Regions from separate parts of the Homo sapiens genome. Here region 2 is linked to region 1. A link is a contact called in ENCODE Hi-C data. All regions are on one chromosome and are shown on one strand. The core of a region is the stretch at or near the end of the contact, and the rest is flanking DNA. Distances in the headings are between cores, read along the strand shown. Region 1 overlaps PRDM16 (PR/SET domain 16). Region 2 overlaps PRDM16 (PR/SET domain 16).

The links. Hi-C counts contacts between places; a loop is a spot of excess contacts on that map.
Region 2: a loop to region 1 is called in a map of ectodermal cell, with 3 times the contacts of the local background. The contact joins two enhancer-like sites. A Hi-C loop is called at or near these places in 2 of 168 maps with a recorded cell type or tissue (dorsolateral prefrontal cortex and ectodermal cell).

What each region holds. Positions count from the first base shown.
Region 1 is chr1:3,235,682-3,241,342 of GRCh38, reverse strand. All of the region lies in intron 2 of PRDM16 (PR/SET domain 16), which reads right to left. Among named protein-coding and RNA genes, the nearest start is that of MIR4251, 110 kb to the right of the region's middle. RefSeq lists an enhancer at 104-398. Within about 2 kb of position 2,720, at least 4 of the 41 ENCODE cell types and tissues checked have a DNase peak (open chromatin) inside an H3K27ac peak, as active enhancers do.
Region 2 is chr1:3,289,002-3,294,662 of GRCh38, reverse strand. The region is part of intron 3 of PRDM16 (PR/SET domain 16); the gene reads right to left. LOC124903828 (collagen alpha-5(IV) chain-like) reads right to left here. Exons shown (of 2, transcript XM_047436627.1): 1 at 496-5,661; 2 at 1-462. Among named protein-coding and RNA genes, the nearest start is that of ARHGEF16, 160 kb to the left of the region's middle. RefSeq lists an enhancer at 1,104-1,398. Within about 2 kb of position 2,447, at least 4 of the 41 ENCODE cell types and tissues checked have a DNase peak (open chromatin) inside an H3K27ac peak, as active enhancers do.

The DNA.
Region 1 (5,661 bases), core at 1,471-3,970:
CCGGAGCCCAGCGTGGAACCACGGAAGAGCCGCACAGAGGCAGAGCCCCCCCAGCTGCCCTGCATCCCCGGAAGAGGAAACCGGCGCCCGATGGCAACAGAGAAAGAAGCGGCCTCCTGCAGGCAGGGCGCTGGGGCCTGAGCCGCGTTGCGGAACCGCCTGCCCCATCTCACCGCCCGCCTGGGCAGTTGGGAACACCACGGACTCCGCCCCTTCACCCGCTGCTGACCTCGGCTGGAAAAATGGCGGGACGCGCTCCCCGGCTCCCCCAGCCTCGCCTGAGCCGCCGCTCCGCTGAAAACCCTCTTTATTTTGCTAGCTGGGCCCTCAGCACACGCGCCGCTGGCTCCTCGATTGCTGGCAGCGGCCGCCGCGCTCTCAACCTCCCCGCACCCCGGCAGAAGTATTAGGTGTGTTTGATTAAGCGTTTTAGCCAAAAAAAGCGAGGTCTGACCTCTGGCGTTTAGCTGCTCTCACGGGTCCCAGCGCCAGGATTTAGCTAAGTGGGGTTGGTCAGAACCTCTTTTTTGACTCTTAAAATAAATACCCTCTGTTCTCCAAAAAGTCAGCAAAGAGGCCACGTACGCAGAGGCGCTTAGGGCTCTGGAGTTCTGGCGCCGCCCCAGGGGGGCTCAGCTTGCTGTTTGGTGCCACAAATGGATCCCAGAAGGTTTCTCTCCCGTCAAAATTATCTGTTATTAAAGTATCTGAGAACCTAACTAAGGAGGAAACCCAGAGTGAGCCCCGGCCACGGAGCTGCTTCCATACCAGCGGGAGGTGGACGGAGCCCGGTGCGGAGGAGGCTGAGGCCCATGAGGGACCCCAACACTCCGCTTTACCCACCCCTTGCTCTTGGCATTGAGAGCAAACCTTCTCTCTCTAACCTACTTCTCTTTTCTTTCTTCTTCTTCTTTTTCTGTTTTTTTTTTTTTTTTGAAACAGGTTGTCTCACCCAGGCTGGAGTGCAGTGGTGCAATCATGGCTCACTGCAGCCTCAGCCTCCTGAGCTCAAGCGATCCTCTCAACTCAGCCTCCTGAGTAGCTGGGACAACAAGCACACCACCATCCCGGCTAATTTGTTTTATTTTTTGTAGAGATGGGGTCTCACTATGTTGCCCAGGCTGGGACTCCTGGACTCCAGCAATCCTCCCAAAGTTCTGTGATTATAGATGTGAGCCATCATGCCCAGCTCGGCTCTAACTTTTCTTTCTTTTCTTTCTTCTCTTCTCTTCTCCTCCTCTCCTCTCCTCTCCTCTCCTCTCCTCTCCTCTCCTCTCCTCTCCTCTTCTCCTCTCCTCTCCTCTTCTCCTCTCCTCTTCTCTCTCTCTCCATCTTTCCTTCCTCTCTCTCTTTTCTTTTCTTTCTTTCTTTCTTCTTTACTTTTCTTCTCTCTCTCTCTCCCCGCCCACCCCCAGCCTCCAGGCTAGAGTGCAGTGGCTCTATCAGCTCACTGCAACCTCGACCTCCTGGGCTCAGGTGATCCTCCCACCTCTGCCTCCCAAATAGCTAGGATTAGAGGCATGCTCCACCATGTCTGGCTAATTTTTTGTATTTTTTGTAGAGACAGGGTCTCACTATGTTGTTCAGGCTGATTTCTAACTCCTGGGCTCAAGCAATTCTCCTGCCTTGGCCTCCCAAAGTGCTAGGATGACAGGCGTGAGCCACTGTGGCTGGTTCTAACCTACTTTTCTTTCTTGCCCATTTCTGAAGTAGCTTCGTTGGACCCAAAGATGTGGGTCTGAGTCTAGAACCTGCTAAAAGCTGATTCCAAGGCCTCTTCTCCTTGAAGAAGCCCCTATGGGTGGAGTCGGGGGGTCAGGGTTGTCTATGCAGGGCACCCAGGGGCATACAAATGGCAAGGCTGATGGAGCTGTCTACAACCTCCACATCCCATCCAGGCTCCAAGCCTCACTCTGCTCACTGCTGGGAGACTGTGGGGTCGAGGGGCTCAGGGTTCTGCTGGACACAGTCTGAGCAAAGGTCTTGGTGGTCAGCAGCTTCAGCTTCCATGCGGCCTACATGTTCAGCAGGGTTTTACACCCAACTAAACAGTGCCCCTGGCAGGGCTGGAAGCTGATGACCAGGCCACACTGAGCCTCCACATCTCAGGGTCATCTCACTCTCGGAGAGGAATGTCCACGGCCACCCACACATCCTCCCTTTCTGAGAAGATGGAGTTTTTAAAGAACAAATCTCATTCTTAATTTTCTTTTCCAAATGGAAGCCGTGGGTGCTGCCAATTTCCCTGGTGTAAATGTTGCATCAAGGTGATGGCAATGGTGAAGCCAGTCATAACAGCAGCGGGTCATTTTTTGGGGCCCTGCCACATGTGGGGGGCCTGTCCCAGGCACCGCAGACGCGGACCTCCTCCTCACAACCACATGTGGGAAGCAGGAACCAGCAACGCCCCTGCTGTGTAGACGGGAAACAGGGGCTGCAGAGTTGAGGTGACCGGGCAGATGTCGAGGAGCTGCTCAGGGCAGCGCCCGCACTCGAGTCTGGGCCTCCTGACTCCAGGAGTGTGCTCCGGCAGGACAGAGGCCTCCGGGTGGATGCCTCGGCAGGAAGAAGACACACGCCAGGCCCTTCCACCCGGGACTTGCACCTGAACCCCGGCCAGGACTCTCTCCACGGCCAAGCTCCCTCCGGCCGTGTGGGCTCCAGCAAAGCTGGGCGGCTTCCCGTTGGCAGCTCCCGCAAGAACCGTGAAAGGCGGTTAGTCGCCGGCCGCCCCGCCTCTGGCTCGCAGAGCAAAGACTGCACTGGTGTTGACACAAACCCTTGCGCTCTCAACCGGGAGTAGGATAATATTTATTTATTTTTTGCATTAAAAAAATCAGCTTGGCCGTGTTTGAGCTACAGAAATGATTTTTTTTAAAGCTCCTTGGACACTGCTTTTAGCTTTTATGCCTAAACAGTTACTTCTCAGTTCCTTCAAGTGAGATCCATCCAATGAATGGAGGCTCTCTCTTTACTCCTAAGAAAAATATTTACACAGTCAAGTACGGCACAGAAAAGGACCCTGGGCTCTGGAGAGCCCGTCCTGAAATGCACAGAGGTCTCTACGCCGCTGTTTACACTCCCAGCCACCACCTCCCTCACTCCTGCCCTCCGCATCCCCTGCCCCCACCACCAAAGGCCTTCCCAAGCCTCCCGCGTTGGGCCCTGTCATCAGGGGTTGGCCTGGGGTTCCGCATGAGAACCCCGCAGGGCTGTGCGACAGGAGGGAATGGCCCCTAAGCCCTACCTTCCAAACCCTCTTTGGCCAATGAGAGAAGCCAGGCCGCTCTGCTTCCAGGGCCCCGAGCAGGGAACAGCACTGGGATGCAGCATCTTCGCCCCCAACCCCATGGGACCCGAGCTCCAGGCAGGCAGCATCTCCGCTGACCTGGTGAGATGGGGCCTTGTGCTTTGCTCCGGCCACAAGCAGTCTGCTAGAGCCAGCAGACTTCAGTGCACGCCCAGTGATTTTCTCTCGACCTGCAGGGCTGCCACCGCCTGGCCCTGCCCCGCCCAGCCAGCAAGGCCTTGAAGACCCAAAATCTGGGCATGGCCTGCTTCTCTTTCTGATGTTCCAAGAACACTCTGTTCGCTGGCAGCCCCGCCTGTGAGTGCTGCCCCTTGGCCTGGACACACCGCCCGGGCGAGGCTGGCCCCGCGCGCATCTCCCTTCCTGTGAGATGATTGAATGGGCACTGCTCTTCCTCTCCCTGGCCCCCGGGAGCAGGCTCCACACCCCTTCATGTCCTCATTTCATAAGTGGTATTGAGCACCTTTGGTCTACACTGCCCCACGGAGAGTGCCTTGGAGACATTTAAAAAATACGGAAACAGTATTTAGTCCAGAATTCACTACTCTGGGGCAGACACAATGGGTAGGACCCACCCTGCCTTCCACAGCAACATCAACACGAGGAAGAGGAAAGATCTCCAAGTCTGGGAGCTGAGGTCCTCTTGGGGGTGGGGTCCCGAAGTGGGGGTGGGGAGCCCAGGAGGTGATGGGGCTGGGAGTGAGGCAGCATATGCACAAAGGTGTTAGCAGGGGGCAAATGAGCACCCCAGAGACGGAGGAGCCCTGGGGTTGGGAAGCCTGGGGGGAGCTCTGCCATGGCCCTTTGAGGACCAGGCTGAGGGATTTCACTCAGGCAGGGGCTCTCGGATGGAGGCAAGAAACAGACGATGGGGGCATGGGGTGTGGAGGAGGGACAGTTTGCAGGAAGGGTGGCTTCCTGTGTGCACGGGCCCCCAAGGGGTCTCCCTCCTCATGTCTGCTCGGAGGAGCATGTGGGGGTCTTTCCTGCTGACCCAAGTGTGGGGCCCCGCAGTGGGCTCCATCCGGCCTGTGCCCCCCAGCTTCCTCCCTTTGCTAGGACCTGTCTAGCTCTCCTCACACAGAGAAGGAGGCTGCCCAGGACAAGAGGCCTCCATGGTGAGGTGGAGGGCCAAGGGCCAGGCAGGCCGGGCTCCGCACTGGGTACTTGGCCCCCAATAATGCATGTAAACCCCAGAACACACCCACGAGCAAGGCTATGGCTTCCTGCTCTGTGCAGAAGAGGAAGGGGCTCAGAGAGGTAAAGTAGCCTCCCGAATTTGACAGCAGGGGAGTGCTAACCCGGGCTCACCCTGGATTCACATGGGCCCTGCCAAGATCAAGGTGAGTGGACCCTGAGTAGGTGGTGCACACCGAGGGCAGGGCTGGGCAGCCCCTTTTCCCAGGGAAGCCTGAAGATACACAGGTGTAGACCAGCCCTGGCCCCCAGCCCGGGTCACCCAGGCACCCACCGGCGTGGGGCCCATGGCCACGCCCAGCTTGCTGGTGAAGTACCCAGGAGGCCCCACTCCCTTCCAGCCTGCAAGCAGCCCTGTGAGGACTCACTTTCCTCTGCCCACCTCATTGCCAATGCGGTGGTCAGACAAGCGCCCCCCCAGGCCATTAGCATATTTGTGGTCCTTGACCTGGAAGTCACAGGAGCCTCTCAGAGGACGAGGCTGCTGGAAGCCCTAGGGTGGGGGTCCTGTCTCTCTCTCCAACTGCTCCTGGCCTGGGAAGCCACCCCCCGCCAGGCCTCTCCAAGCCTCCTTCCCAGCCCCAGGGGCTGTGGGAGACAAGGAGGCACTGTGGGGTCCCCCTGGCCTGCCCTGGCTGTGACCTTGCTCTGCCCTCTGCCTCTAGCACCTCGGGGCACAAGGTAGAGTTGGGGGCAGGGCTATAACTGACCACCTGCCCTGGGGCTGCAGTTGTCTGGGGAGGGTGGCGCCTGCAGGGATGCCTGCTCTCTGGATACTGCCCCCGCCATGCTATCCCTTTCCAGAGAGGAGAGAGTGCAGGTTACCACGTTCAGACCTTCCCAAACTTCCAGAATGCTTGGGCCATTCCAGCCACAGCTTTGAATTCTCCACCAAGCCAAAGACGCAGCTCCTCCACCACACAACCCCCACTCCCCCGCCATGCTCGATGGGCTGCTCCAGATCTCAGAGCTCCGCCCCACACAGGCAGGACAGCCCTTTCCAAATGAGGGGCCTGGGGGAGATCTGACCCAGCCTGAGATTCCCTGGAGCAGGGCAGGCTTCCGGGGTCTACATGGCAGGGACCCCCCACACCCCGCCCCCGCCGTCCTGGACTCACGGGCGCTCTTTCCCCCATGTCAGGCGGAGCTGGGGA
Region 2 (5,661 bases), core at 1,198-3,697, 54 kb before region 1:
GGATGGCGCTGGCTGAAGGGGAGGCAGCACGGGATCCGTCGGGATCCTGTTCTAACGCGGGCTGCTCCGGGGATGTTCCTGGGGGGAGGAGGAAGGGGACACACAGGGGCCCTGGAATGGAGGGCTGTGTTGCTGATGTTGGGGCAGAGGGGCTGGACACTGACCCATGGGTTTACCTGGTGATCTGGGGGGAAGTCAGAGGCTCTTGGGGCCCCTCCCTACCTCAATCCTGTAGCCCCTTTGGAAGAGAAAACCCTGAGGTGGGGTCAGGACTGCTGGAAGTGCCTCTGAAACCACAGCTGGTGAGAAGATGGAGAGAAGGGCTCAATCTGTTTTCTCCCTGGGGAGAAGTCCGGGGGTGCCCTCCAGCCTGGATACACCCCCACTCCACAGCAATTCCTAGCCAGCAGACTCTGCCCCCAAGAGAAGCTCTTTATACCTGACAAGATTTTGCCTGTTTACCTGGTAGGCAGGTTCTAGGTTTCGCCTGTTTACCTGGTAGGCAGGTTCTAGGTTTCGCCTGTTTACCTGGTAGGCAGGTTCTAGGTAGGTACCATCATTTCTGACTGCCAAGGCTCAGGTGGGCACATGGCAGGAACGCCTGGCCCCCGGGGGAGTAAGGAGCCGCCACAGTGAGGCAGGGGAATGGCCTAGCCCAGGCTTCTAGAGAAGCCAGAAACCCGAATCCTGTCATATGTTCACAGATGCACACACAACACGCACGCACTCACACACTGCCGGCACCCACGAGTGTGCTGGGATTACGGGGGTGCCTTCAGGCCCTCAGACACCTGCCGGGGCCGGGCCACGCCATCGCCTCTCCAAGGGGCAACGTTCACCAGGAGATGGAGAAGCCGACAAAGGATGGAACAACATTGCTGCCGACTCCCGGACCCCTGGCGACCACTGAGCATCCTGCACAAACAGCCGTGCTGGACTCACCCATAAATCCTGCTCAACAAGCTCTTAACAATGAAATACCCTACTATTAGCCGAGACAACCACTTACTCAGAACAAATACTATTCAGAGCGGAGCTCAAACGCATTCCCCTCTGATCATCGGTTCCTGGCCTGGGTACTTCAATCTCTCTATTTATGAAACAATAATGGAATTCTATTTAGTGCAGCGCGGAGTTCACTGCCTCTGATAAGTTTGCGTTCCAACGTTGCCCCTGGCCATCGCGCCTTCCTATTACCTCCTTGTCCCGGTTCACAGACGGATGAATCATCACCCAGATAGCAATACAACCTTTACCCACATATTATCATCAAAGCCGGCATTCACGGTGTTTTCAAAGGTTATGTGCTGACACACGGGTGGCCTGGGATGCGGTGCTGGTCCCGCTGACCTGGACAGGGTCTCGCTGCTTCTCAGGTGGAGAGGGAACCCCTGGGCTGCTTGGCTTTCTGTAGGCTTCACTGAGGGCCCCCTCGCCCCGACTTAGGATCCTCTACAGAGGCAGGTTCATTGCTGGTAACTCTGCCCAAATGTGCAGTTTTTCACTCAACACGTGTCTGAGCCCCGGCCAAGTGCCAGGAGCTGGGGTGGAATATAGGGTCAATAGGGTGCAGTCCCTGCCCTCATGGGCGATGTCCCTGTGAAAGGCACCTGGATGTGTTCCCTTGTCCTAGTAATTAACTGCAGAAAGACAGCCGAACTGAGGCTCCTCAAGAGTCCGAGGTCATGCCCGGAGCGGAGTGCCTCCGTGAGGGTCAACCCACAGAAGACAAACAGGAAAAGACCAGTGCCTCTTCCCCTCCTTCCACAGGGCTGCTCACGCTTCTTGGCTGCCGGAAACCCACCCAGGCCATTCGAAGATACAAGAGTTTCATCGCTTGGCAATGGGACTGGCCTCCTGAGCCCCCACCGATGTGCTGGTGGAGAACATTCAGCCTGGGCTCCCCATTCTTCCCTTCGCGCCAATTCCGTGACCCCTGTCTCCTGGGGCCACCTCCACCCCCAAACCTCCACCCCACAGGAAGGGAGGTGGGTTCCCTCGCTATCTGGCCCTTCCCTTCAGGAGAGCAGGCAGACCGTCCTTTCCCCTTCCGTCTGGACAAGCCACTCTCGTCTGGACAAGCCACTCTCATCCGGACAGCGCGGTCAAGAATGAAGGTCACGGTGCCGCTCACCAGGAGAACTCTTTTCAGCACTCGGGGGACGCTGCGGCCCCAGATAGAGGCGCAGCCAGGCGGAGAGCGACGGCTCAAGTGTGGTTTATCTCTCTGTGTTCTTTGCTTCTCTCTCGCTGGAGACACTGGGCGGAGGATCAAAGGCTGCGGGACAGAGCCGGACACCACTTTGATTCCCAGGGGCTAAAAATGAGCAGGTTTGGAAAGCCCGGGCCTGCCGTGCCCGCGTTATCACCTCGGCTCTGCTCTGGCTTTGCAGCATAATAAGACAAGTGTTGAGTAACAGGACTTGAGGCCGGGCCACGGCAGGTTCCTCCTGGCGACGGCATTGGACAGAACAGCTCAACCTGCTCTCCCCTCAATAAATCCGTCACGTGCCCAAGGTTGTCAGTGCAACCTTGAGAGGCCAGCATCCTGCCAAGGCCTGTGGGCCCAGAAAATCTGCCCTCTCCGCCAGCCTTGCTGAAGCGGCCATGCACCTTCCTGCGGGGTCCTGCGGCCAAGCCCAAAACACAAGATGTAAAGGCATCTTGAGGGTGCCAGGCACCGGGTAGGCCCCAAAGGAGCCCGGGAGAAGGCACCTGCTGTGTGGGGGGAGACAGGCCCAGGAGGGGCCCTGGGAGCCTCCCAGGTTGGTCTCGAGCAGTGGGAGGTGCACTGTTCCCTTCGAGGAGAGAAGCTGTTGGGACCAGCGTTCACCTGCTATGTCCAACCCAGTGGGTCTCAAACTGGAATGCAGCTCTCTTGCCGGGCATTTACACAGAACCCCCGTCTCCCCCAGTGCTGGGGTTCAGGGGACTTGCATTTCTAACAAGCTCCCCCGCACTGCCAAGAGCTGCCTTGACCCAACACGGGTGCTTCATAGCATTCAGACCTTATTTAAAATGGACATTGATGTGATTACTTAATAGGGAGCCCATGGCCTGGTGAGGCCCCTTCAAGAGGGGATGGGCAGGGGCGGGAGGAGTGTGGAGCTCTGAGTTCTGCGAGGCCTGTGGGCCCCTGGAGCTGGCCCTTCCATGTTTCAGCTGCTGGATCAGTGATGACAGCGGATGGTGTTTATTGGGGTATCTTCCAAAGGTCAGATGCCTTTCCTTGGCCTCCCTTAACCTGCAGACAACTCCATGGCAGCTACCTGGCCCCTGCGGTGCAGAGGAAGCAACACAGGGGCAGAAGGGGAAGAAGGGTGGGTCCCCCAGGGGTCCAGGTGGGGCCACTGTGAGCGCAGGTGTGTGTGATGCCCAGGCCTCTCTGGGTTCCCTGTTCCTGGGAACGCCCTGACTGGGGTCTCCTGGGCCTGGCTCTCTCCAGTCTCTGAGGCAGTGTTATTGCCACCCCGAGAGAGGCCGTGTGGGCTGCTCTCAGCTGTGCATCGTCCTGGTCCACGCCCTGCCTCATGACCTAAGTATCACATCAGGAAACTGCTACTCGTGTCTCCAAGGATTCCGGAAGCGGGTGGGGCCGGTGCTGCCTGGGCGATCCTCCTGCATCTCTCCTCCAAGCCGGAGACAAGGATGGCCTCTCCCAGGCCCCTGGAGTCAGGAGGCCAAGCCGCTCCTATCACATCGTAAGAAGGTTAATAAGGCCCCCGATGAATGATGAGTATGGATTTCTGCACCACTAATTTCCGTAACCATCACTCTTTGAAAGATACCTCGGGCCCCCAGTGCTCCGGGCCCTTCCCAAACAGAGCGGCATTATGTGGCCAAGTTCAGCTCGGCGTATCCCGTTTCAGGGATCTCGTAGGGCCTGCCTCGGGAAACTCTGCAATATTTTTGGATCCACAGCTCCCGGCTTGAGTTTCTTCCACTCCCTGCACGTCCCCCTGGAGCCCTGTTGTTTCCCTGGGTTGTGGGGACAGTGCTCCTTCAGCCAGCGCTGGCCGGCCTGGGCCCACCACTGCGTCCTGGGAGGGATCCTGCAGACGGAGCCGGAGCCACGGGGCTTCTTCAGTGATGCCACCTCTCGCTGTCCCAAGCATTCACCTCTGTCCTCAGCATGGGAGGGGCTGGCCAGACACAGGTTCCTTTGAGCTCAGAAATGCTAGGACACAGGGGCCTCAAGAGAAAAATCACCGCTTCGAACACAGCAGGTGGAGGCAGCAGGCTCTTTGGGGAACCGGCAAATTTCCCCCTCTCTGTGCCTCCTCATCTATAAGGTGGGGATACTGAGAGGCTCTCCTCTTCCAGCCATTTTGAGCATGGAAGGGGCGACACCTCTGAGGACCCCTGAGCCCTGTGGGCTGGCAGGCAGATCCCTCCCACCCCGTCGCTCCTTCCTTCCCATGTCTACTTCCAAATGCCTGGAAACCTGCCCACCTCAAGGGGAGCCCCTGTGCCGGGCCAGCCTTGGAGTCGTAGGGTGTGATACCCAGGAGAACAGCGCCCGGGTTTGTCACATCAGCATGACACATGCACTCTGTGAGTTTTCATTCAGGAAAAACACCCTGCGCTCACGAGCACACTTTTAAAGCCAGAAACCGCTCCACCAGGGGAGGCACAGCAGCAGGGGCAGCCCCAGGCAGGAGTGGGGTCCTGGCGCCTGGGGTGGGAGTGGGGTCTCGGTGCCCTGGAGGGATTGAGGTCTGGTGACTTGGATTGAGTGAGATCCTGGCACCCTGGAGGGAGTGGGGTCTGGTGACCGGGCAGGAGTGGGGTCTCGGTGCCCTGGAGGGAGTGGGGTCCTGACTCCTGGGTGGGAGCGGGGCCCCGGCCTTCTTTCCATCCTTTGCCCTGGAACTAGAGCCGACACCACAGGCATAGCAGCTGTGAAGGCCGTGGCTGTCCCATGTTCCATGGACACATCCGTGCTGTCCTGCCCCAGGGCCTTTGCCTGTGCCGTTCCCTCCCCTGGAAGGCCATCCTCGCTTCTGCCAGCAGCTCTGGGGCTCACCGTGGACCCGCCCAGCTCCTGACCTGCCCGCAGGCCTTGCTAATGTGTCTGTCTCCTCCTGCTGGGCTGTGGGCACTGGGACTGGGCTTCCTTCACCCAAGCCCCCAGCCCTGGCACAGGGTGGGCACCAGTGTGGGTGAGGAGGATGAAATGATTTCTGGAAGCACCAAACAAAAACAGCGTGGGGAAGCTGCAGGTGGGAACTCGCTGCAGGCAGGTACTTGTGAATTTGTCGACAGACACCCATCTGGCACCTGCAGGGGCTGCGTTCAGACTCCGGCGGGCATCGGGACACCAGAGAGCTTGCCCACCTGCAGATTTCCAAGCTGACCCCCTCCCTGCCAGCGCACCCAGGAATCTCTGGGGGCCTAGGCAGGGGGCTTGGGCCTCAGTCTCAGCAGCCCTGGTCCTCCCCACCTGTGACCTTATCAGGGGCCTTGCCCGTGGCCACACTGGTGGGTCTCCCTCCACGCAGAGGTGTTCCCACCTGAGCCCTGTAGCAGGGGCCGGGCGACAAGCACAGGAGGGAAAAGGCAGTGGGACCCCAGATGCAGCATCAGCCTCCTCCTCTGCAGGGCTTGGGGTCTTCGGCCAGGGGCTCATGGGCAGCCAGCCAAGTTCCCCTGCCCCTAGGC